Regions from separate parts of the Homo sapiens genome. Here region 2 is linked to region 1. A link is a contact called in ENCODE Hi-C or POLR2A ChIA-PET data. All regions are on one chromosome and are shown on one strand. Each heading gives the region's core, a stretch centred on a gene start or an enhancer-like site at or near the end of the contact. The rest is flanking DNA. Distances are from core to core; before and after follow the strand shown.

The links. A loop is a pair of places that touch in the nucleus more often than their neighbours do. ChIA-PET counts read pairs that join two places held with the same protein, here RNA polymerase II (POLR2A).
Region 2: a map of transverse colon shows a loop between it and region 1 (9-fold over the local background). The contact joins the promoter of PTPN7 here to the enhancer-like site in region 1. A Hi-C loop is called at or near these places in 1 of 168 maps with a recorded cell type or tissue (transverse colon). POLR2A ChIA-PET finds 5 or more read pairs at or near these places in 1 of 52 experiments (Caco-2).

The regions. Positions count from the first base shown.
Region 1 is chr1:202,110,962-202,114,903 of GRCh38, reverse strand. No RefSeq gene overlaps it. Among named protein-coding and RNA genes, the nearest start is that of GPR37L1, 10 kb to the left of the region's middle. Within about 2 kb of position 1,828, at least 14 of the 41 ENCODE cell types and tissues checked have a DNase peak (open chromatin) inside an H3K27ac peak, as active enhancers do; they include transverse colon, where a contact is called at or near this core.
Region 2 is chr1:202,159,352-202,163,761 of GRCh38, reverse strand. PTPN7 (protein tyrosine phosphatase non-receptor type 7) reads left to right here and starts at 3,160. Exons shown (of 10, transcript NM_002832.4): 1 at 3,160-3,217; 2 at 4,308-4,410. The coding sequence starts at 4,360. RefSeq lists enhancers at 1-339, 3,870-3,949, 4,210-4,299, 4,400-4,410.

The DNA.
Region 1 (3,942 bases), core at 579-3,078:
AATACAAAACTTATCCAGGTGTGGTGGCGTGCACCTATAGTCCCAGCTACTGGGGAGGCCGAGGCAGGAGAATCGCTTGAACCTGGGAGGCGGAGGTTGCAGTGGGCTGAGATTGTGCCACTGCACTCTAGCCTGGGTGACAGAGTGAGACTGTCACAAAAAAAAAAAAAAAAAAACCTTTCAAGATGGTCAGCAGAAAGTCTTTCAACTGTCTTCTGCTCCTGCCCCAAGATGCCCCTTTCCTTGGGGGAAAGGGGTATCCTCCCCACGCTGTGACTTCCCCAGCCATGGCAGCTAGCTGCCTGCATGCAATGTTTCGAGCACATTTCACCATCTTTCCTCACTGGCCTACAGCACAGCTAAGGCAAGGCTGGAATGTTCAGATGCAATGAAATCCTCAAGGATGCTAAAGAGATACAAGCATAGTTGGTTACAAGGAGCCCAGGGATCCAGCTGACAAGGCATGATCCTACCTCCCAGATCCCAGAGCCCCCGTATCGTATCTCCTAGCTGGCACCAAGTGCTAGGAGCTCTCTATAAACACCTACTCTCTTCCAAGTCCACACCAAGAGATGGGTGGAGAGAGGTCCTCTTCTGCTTACTAGGATTGCTCTCCAGGTTAGTTTCTCAGTAAGGACCCTTTCAATATCAGAATAACTACAGGCAGGGACTTGCCTCTTGGGGCCCAACTGGCTGCCCCAACAGAAAAAAACCCCAAGCATTTATGAGACACATAGTGGCTGTGGGAGGAGAGAAAGCCAGCAGGTTGTTATTTGTTTAACAAATGTGTACTGAAAGCCTTTCATGTGGCAGACACATCACTGCTACCCAGAAGCATTTGTTATTAACCCCTCCTTTGATAGCTCACTACTTTCAAGATAGCCCATTCCAATGTTTAGATGGCTGTGATCATGCCGAACTTGTTCCCTTATCAGAAATGTGACTCAAGGAAAATCCACCCGTTGGTTCTTGTTCTGTCCTCTGGAAGAGACAGAACACACACACACACACACAGAATCCAGGTGTGAGACACAGTCAGCAAGCATAACATCAAATGCATAAGGAGTAGGCACTGGCCACAGTAACAGGTGGAGGTATGTGAGGATGGCAGCAGGCAGGAGAGCCCAAGGGGATCAGACAGGCTTGGGTGAGTCAAAGAAGGCTTCCTGAGAAGTTCTAGAAGGGATTTCTTCAGGAGCAGAATTTGAGTGGAAGTGAGAGAGTTAGTCTGGTAGAAAGGAGCTGGGGCAGAAGTTCCAGGCAGGAAGAGAGCTGGTGGGGAGGAAAGACTCCAGGAAGAGCCAGCTGCTGGGTGGAGCCCAGCATCACTCAGCTGGAGGAGAGAGTCTGGCCCCTGCAATCACAAGACCAAGCAGTTGAGCCAGGGCAGGAATGGGGTGAGGCTGGAGGAGCCTGGGAAACCCCACAGGGCACCCTGCATCCTCTCATATCTCCCTTCCCCAGTGATTCCAGGCACATTTGGCTGTCCCCTACAGATGCCTGTACCAGATTTTCATCCTTGGTAGCTGGAGGGGCAGGCTGCAGGGCCCTCTGGAGTCTAGAACTTGGTTCTGAAGCCCTGGGGCAGGTGGAGAGGGATGGGATAGAAATCTTACAGGGAGATCCAAGTCCCAGGCTGTAGCTGAGATAGGTTTGGCTGCAGCCAGGGGCAAACGTGGAAAGCTGCCACAGTTCCTGTTTAGGTGGCTGTCTGGGAGATGGAGCAAGCACTAAACATAGAGGAGTCTCAGGTCCTGCCTCCAAGCTGGCTGGCCCCCTCCCTGAGCCCTTGACCCCAAGTCCTGGCACTGCCGCCATCCCCACCCCATCCCACACAGCCACAAGGCAGCACGGCCACGACAAACAGATTATTCATTGCCAGGTGCCCTAGCCATGTCCTTTCTGCCTTCTTGCCCTGATGTCCTGACACAAGCTGCCAGAGAGCTCAGCACAAAAGAATGCAGGGCAGAGCCAAAGAGGAGGGTTAACCCTTCCCTGGGCAGCATCTGCCTGGACAGCTTTCAGGGGGCCGGTTGGGTGGGTGGGGAGGGAAAGGATGGTTGAACTTCTACCTCTGAGTCCCTCTGAGCCTAAGAGCGGCACCTTCTTCCTGCCCTTCTCTGGAGTTGATGGGTCATCCTAGACACATGAAATTGGATCCACAGAAATCCACATCTCCTCACTTCCCAGCTATGTAGCCATGGGCAAATCACTTAACCTGTCTTTTTTTTTTTTTGAGACGGAGTTTCGCTCTTTCGCTCGGGCTAGAATGCAATGGGGCAATCTCGGCTCACTGCAACCTCCCCCTTCCGGCTTCAAGGGATTCTCCTGCCTCAGCCTCCCGAGTAGCTGGGATTACAGGCGCTTGCCACCACGCCTGGCTAATTTTTTTTTTTTTTGAGACGGCGTCTCGTTCTGTCGCCCAGGCTGGAGTGCAGTGGCGCGATCTCTGCTCACTGCAAGCTCCGCCTCCCAGGTTCACGCCATTCTTCTGCCTCAGCCTCCCCAGCAGCTGGGACTACAGGCGCCCGCCGCCACGCCTGGCTAATTTTTTTATATTTTTAGTAGAGATGGGGTTTCACCATGTTGACCAGGCTGGTCTCAAACTCCTGACCTCGTGACCCACCCGCCTCGGCCTCCCGAAGTGCTGGGATTACAGGCATGAGCCACCCACGACCGGCTAACCTGTCTTTATCTCAGTTTTTGATTTTTGTTTTTTGAGACGAGGACTCACTCTCGCCCAGGCTGGAGTGCAGTGGCGCGATCGTAGCTCACTGCAGCCTCCAACTCCTGGGCTCAAATCATCCTCCTGCCTCTGCTGGTATTATAGGCCCATGCCCGGCAGACCTCAGTTTTCTTTTTTTTAATATTTTAAAATAAAATTATTTTAAAATAGGCCAGGCACAGTGGCTCATGCCTGTAATCCCAGCACTTTGGGAGGCCAAGATGGGTAGATCACTTAAGATCAGGAATTCAAGACCAGCCTGGCCAACATAGTCTCTACTAAAATTACAAAAATTAGCTGGGCGTGGTGGCAGGCACCTGTTATTCCAGCTACTCGGGAGGCTGAGGCACGAGAATTGCTTGAACCTGGGAGGCAGAGGTTACAGTGAGCCGAGAATGTGAAACTGCATTCCAACCTGGGTGACAGAGCAAGACTCCGCCTCAAAAAAAAAATTAATAATAATTATTTTATTTTATTATTTATTTTTTTGAGACAGAGTCTCGCTCTGTCACCCAGGCTGGAGGGCAGTGGCCTGATCTCAGCTCACTACAACCTCAGCCTCCCACGTTCAAGCAATTCTCTTGTCTCAGCCTCCCGAGTAGCTGAGACTACAGGCACTTGCCACTACACCTGGCTAATTTTTTGTATTTTTAGTAGAGACGGGGTTTCACCGTGTTAGCCAGGATGGTCTCGATGCCCTGACCTTGTGATCCGCCTACCGCGGCCTCCCAAAGTGCTGGGATTACAGGCATGAGCCACCGTGCCTGGCCAATTATGTTATTTTAAAATAGAGATAGAGTCTTGCTGTGTTGCCGAGGCTGGTCTCAAATTCCCAGGCTCAAGTCATCCTCCCGCCTAAGCCTTCCAAAGTGCTGGCATTACAGGCAAGCACCACCACACCTTACCCAACCTCAGTTCTTGACTGTAACTGAGGACAATAACATGCACCTCCAAGGTTGCTCTGAACATTAAATTATGAAACTTGAGTGGTGCATTCCTGACATAAAGCATGTTCTTGATGAATGTCAATTTCCTTCCTCACTCCCTCTATTCACTCCTCCTTCACACACCTGCCTCATTCTCCCAGTCCCACTAAGAGCACTGTCCAATGCCTTCAGGCACTTCTGCTTACAGGGTGCAGCAGACCCTGAAACCCCAGGCTAGAGGGTCTCGGCCTGCTGTCCTGCAGCCTGGTAATGTGGCTCTGACTCAGACTG
Region 2 (4,410 bases), core at 1,911-4,410, 48 kb before region 1:
GACCCAGCAGTCCTGGCCCCAGGCAGCTGACTCTCTCCCCAGGATCCTCCCCTTGGATTGTTAAAAGGTGGCAGCCTTTGCCTCTGGGGGCCAACTGCTCCCCAGCAAGGAGCTCCCTACTCCCTAGGGGCTGGCAAAGAGCAACGACTTCTGGGAATTCCAGATGTAATGTCCGCCTTTCCCCGGGCCTGGGCTAGGGAGGGGGGCGCTTCTGACACTTGGGGCAGGGAGCTGCGGCTCACAGCCCTGGAACTGGGAATCACTAGAGGGGAAAACAAGAGAGTCAAGACGTGTGTGGCCAGAGCTTGGGAGGGCTGAGGGCACCCACCACAGCCTCAGATGGGACAAGGCTGACTCTCAAGATGCATCATGCCCTGCACCAGTCCCTCCCCAGCCTGGCCTGGTGGCTTGGGACACCCCTCTTTGTCCTCCCTGGAGTGGACTCTGTCCCACCCGGGATGCTGGGAGACCCCTGGGAGTGACTCCTTCCTGCACTTCCTCAGTGCTCGGCTGGAAGTGCCCCGGCAGCCCGGGTTCAGGGAGAAAGTCAGCAGTGAGGAGGAAGAGGGAGGCTGGTGAGAGGTGAGACCCGGCAGCCATGACCTCCTCACCCTGTGCTGCTCCCAGACCCACTTCCCCAGCCAGCTCCTCCCAGCTCCTCGGTCCTCTGGCTGCTGACTCCCAACCTCTCCTCCGTGAGCAAAGCACACCATGGGCTGACAAGGGAGGTGCTATGATCATCCCCCAGTGGAGGGAGGAAGCTGAGGAGGAGCCTGAGACTCAGCAATTTGCCCAAGGTCACACAGTTAATAAGCTACGTTTAGACTCATTATGCATAGATCTTTCTGATTTCCAACTATTACTATACTTTCTCTGGAGTCGAGGGTGGCTAGAACCTAAATCTCAACCCAGGAACACAAATCGATTCGAGTGATGGAAGTTTGAGAGCTGCTGTGACCTTTTGGCCCCAGGGGTGGGAAGGTTCTGGAGGGGAGAGGGAGTCACGCCCAGGAGCCTTCCAACAGCCCGGATGGGACAGAGTCCACTCCAGAGAGGGCAGAGAGGGGCGTCCCAAGTCACCAGGCCAGGCTGGGGAGGGGGAGGTGCAGGGCGATGACGCATGTCTTGTGCCATCTGAGGTTGCAGTTGGCATCCTCAGCCCTCATGAGCTCTGGCCACACACCTCCATGGATGTCCAGGTATCCCTAAGCACAGGGGAAGAAGGAGTGGGCAGGAGCCAAGGAGTGACTGTCCCCTCTACCCCACATCCACCCAGAGGGAACAGGGGATCTTTGAGAGGTCTTGCCTAATGCTCAGCCACTACCCCCACCCCCAACCCCAACTATCTTCCCCATCGCCTGGCTCCCAGCTTCCTTGCTGTGAAGCTCAGCTTCCAACTGTCCAGCCACTGCTAGGCCTCAGTCTGTGGGGGAAAGGGGTGGGCTCACAGCCAACAGGGCTCAGACCCTGGAAACTTGGGGGGACCAGGCAGACCTGTGTGGGGAGGGCTTTGCCGCTTCCTCCTCCCACCCCTGTGGTGTCCTAGCTTCCTGTTCTTGATAACAATCAGCATAGGCTCAGAGCCGGGCCCTCTTTCCAACCCCCACCTGCCCCCTCCTGTGTCCCCAGGGCCCCCACTACCCACCAGTGGAAACACTGACTGGTGTGGGGGGTGAGGCAGAGGCCAGTCTCCAGGTCACTGCTCGCAAGCATGTTAGGGATTCCCAGGTTCCTGCTTCCCTCCAGTCTGTCCTGAGCACGGGAACCAACCCCTTTCCCAGCCCTAATCGGCCTCCTCCTCAGGGAAACCCACCCACTCCGGAGAGGAACGCAGGCTGCAGGGAAGGAGGTGCCAGGATCAGCTGGCCATGGAGGGGCTCAAAAAAGAGCCAGCCCCTGTCCCCACTGCCAAGAGCAAGGGCGGGTGCTGGGAGGCCTTCTGAGCCTCTGGGGGCTGTTCTTGTTCTTCGTCTCAACCCTCCTCCTCAAGGGGCCAGCAGAAGGCCAGCCCCCTCCCGACCACCCCCTCCGGCATGCCTACCCCCTGTGCCTAGGGTACCTCATTTCTTTTTTGCTGTCACCATTTGACAGCTGAATCAGGGAAGTGGGAGGAAGAAAGAGGACGTGGATTGTGCATGTTGGGGGCCGGGAAGGGAAGGGCGTTTGAAATGTTACAAGGTAAAAGGAGGCGTGCAGCGAGCATGAACCGGCTGGGCTGCTGGCCCGCAAGGAGCCTGCCAAGGTCAGGCAGGGGCAGTGGGCAGAGGAGTCTTGGACTTGGGGGCCACCCTTCAGGTCCCAGGCATCCAGGCACCCCAGCAGCGAAGAGGACATGGGAGTCCCCTGGTGTGAGGGCCAGAGACTGTCCACTGTCTGTAAGTCTTCTAAGTAGATGTCAGGGTTCTGGGAGGAGGCCTGCAGGGGGCTGAGGGCCCAGGGGAAGCCCCTCGGACTCCCTCCCACAAGTGGACTCTGCTATCTGCTTCCTGCTGGGCTGGCCTACACTCAGGCCGTGGGCTGTGGAGAGCTGGGCCGTGGCACAGGCGTGGAGACGACCTTTTTGGCCTGGCCCCGGCCCTTTCCTTCACATTGTGAGGCATGGATTCTTGCTTCTTCTTTTTCCCCACCCCGAGTCTGTGCCACATCTGCTCTGGGAAGATGTGGTCTGTGCTTGGCCATGAATTCCCAAGGCTTGAAGCAGCAAGGGCTTTGAGGGAGAGGGCCTTGAGGGAGAGGGCCTTGAGGGAGAGGGCTGTGGGGCAGAAGCAGAGAAGGAGAAATAAGCCTCCGGCCAAGGTCAGGTTGAGCAGGAGAGCCTTGGGTTCTTTGTGGGACAGCACAGAGCTGGGGGTCAGGCGAGCTGTGCCCAGCAAGTAGGCAGCGGCTGGATGTGACAAAGACCCAGAGGAGAAACACAGAAGAGGGGAGAGGGTCTGGAAGCTGGGGAAAGCAGGATGGTCGGGAAGGCCTGGCCCCTCACCCATTCCCAGGGAACGGGGCCTTGGGCCCCAGAAGGGCACAGGCGGGAGGCAGCCGACCCCTGGTGGCAGCGGCAGCAGGCACAGGAGGGCAGAATGCAGCTGGGGTGTGCGTGGGTGGCAGCAAGGAGGGGCGGAGGGAGGAAGCTGGCTTCCTGGAGCCTTCTCAGCCCTCAAAGACAGACCGACAGACAGACAGACAGCTGGCAAGAGGCAGCCTGGGGGCCACAGCTGCTTCAGTAAGTATCTGAAGGGGGGACTGGGAGTCCTGTGGCCCCGGGGGGTGCGAACTCCGGGGATATAAGAGGGCATCTCTAGGAGGGAGTGCGGGAGGGCGAGTGGGGCGCCACAGTGCCTGGCTGGGGTATGGGTGCTCACAGACCTGATGTCCCCAAGACGGGGGTGAGCAGGGAAGCCACAGGGAGCTACAAGGAGAGCAGAGGCTGAAGGGACCTTTTCTGCTACCAGAGACCCTCGCTCTACCACTCACACCTGTGCCAGGCCCATTCTGTCCCCTCACCTCCGTCCCTGCTGCCTTGGTGATTCAACACCCCCGCCACCTCGCCCACTGTGACCCTGGCTCTGGGAGATAGGGACTGCCCCCAAGAGGAGATGGTCCCACCACCTCCATGCCTCCTGTCTTGCCCCCAGCTGTCGCCTCACCATGCGCTGTCGTTCAAGGGCTTGGTGAGGCCATTTCCTGTGACGGTTACAGAGGCGGGAGACGGGGGGATGGGCAGGAGGAGGAAGGAAACACCTCCAGCCTACCTCCCTGGACAGAGACCCCAGAAGCCAGAAACAGACCTGGGAGTGGAACAGCAGCAGTTAGGAGAGGACCCTGCTGGGGTCCAGGAGCCCGCCTGCCTGGCTGCCCAACCAGCTCCAACACTGCTGGAGGCCTCCATTCTCTGTTCAGGGGAAGGCCCACTGGTTAGCTCAGAGATGGCTTCTGCGTGCTTTCTCCCTTCCGTCCTAGAGAACACATATTTTCTGTTTCCTCCCTTGCCTTCTCCCACTTGGACCTGCTCAGAGCCCTGTGTACTCTGGTGTGTGGCCTCTCTCCCCTCTCTCTTTTCCTCCTTCTGGATTCTTTCCTATCTTCATCCACAATCTCTACCCTTTATCTTGCCGTTACTCTACCCCGAGACTGCCTTCTGCCCTGGGTCCCACCAAATAGATCCTGTCCTTCCCTTAGTGAAAATGAGGCCACCTCTTGGGGAACAGAAGACGCCCCAGTGAAAACAGAGTGCAAACCTGGCCTGGCATGGGAGCCTCCTTCTGGCCAATCAGGCAGGCCAGAGAACAGCAGCGGAGGGCCCTGTCTTTCAGGCAGACCTCATGGCTGAGTGAGCCTCCCCTGGGCCCAGCACCCCACCTCAGCATGGTCCAAGCCCATGGGGGGCGCTCCAGAGCACAGCCGTTGACCTTGTCT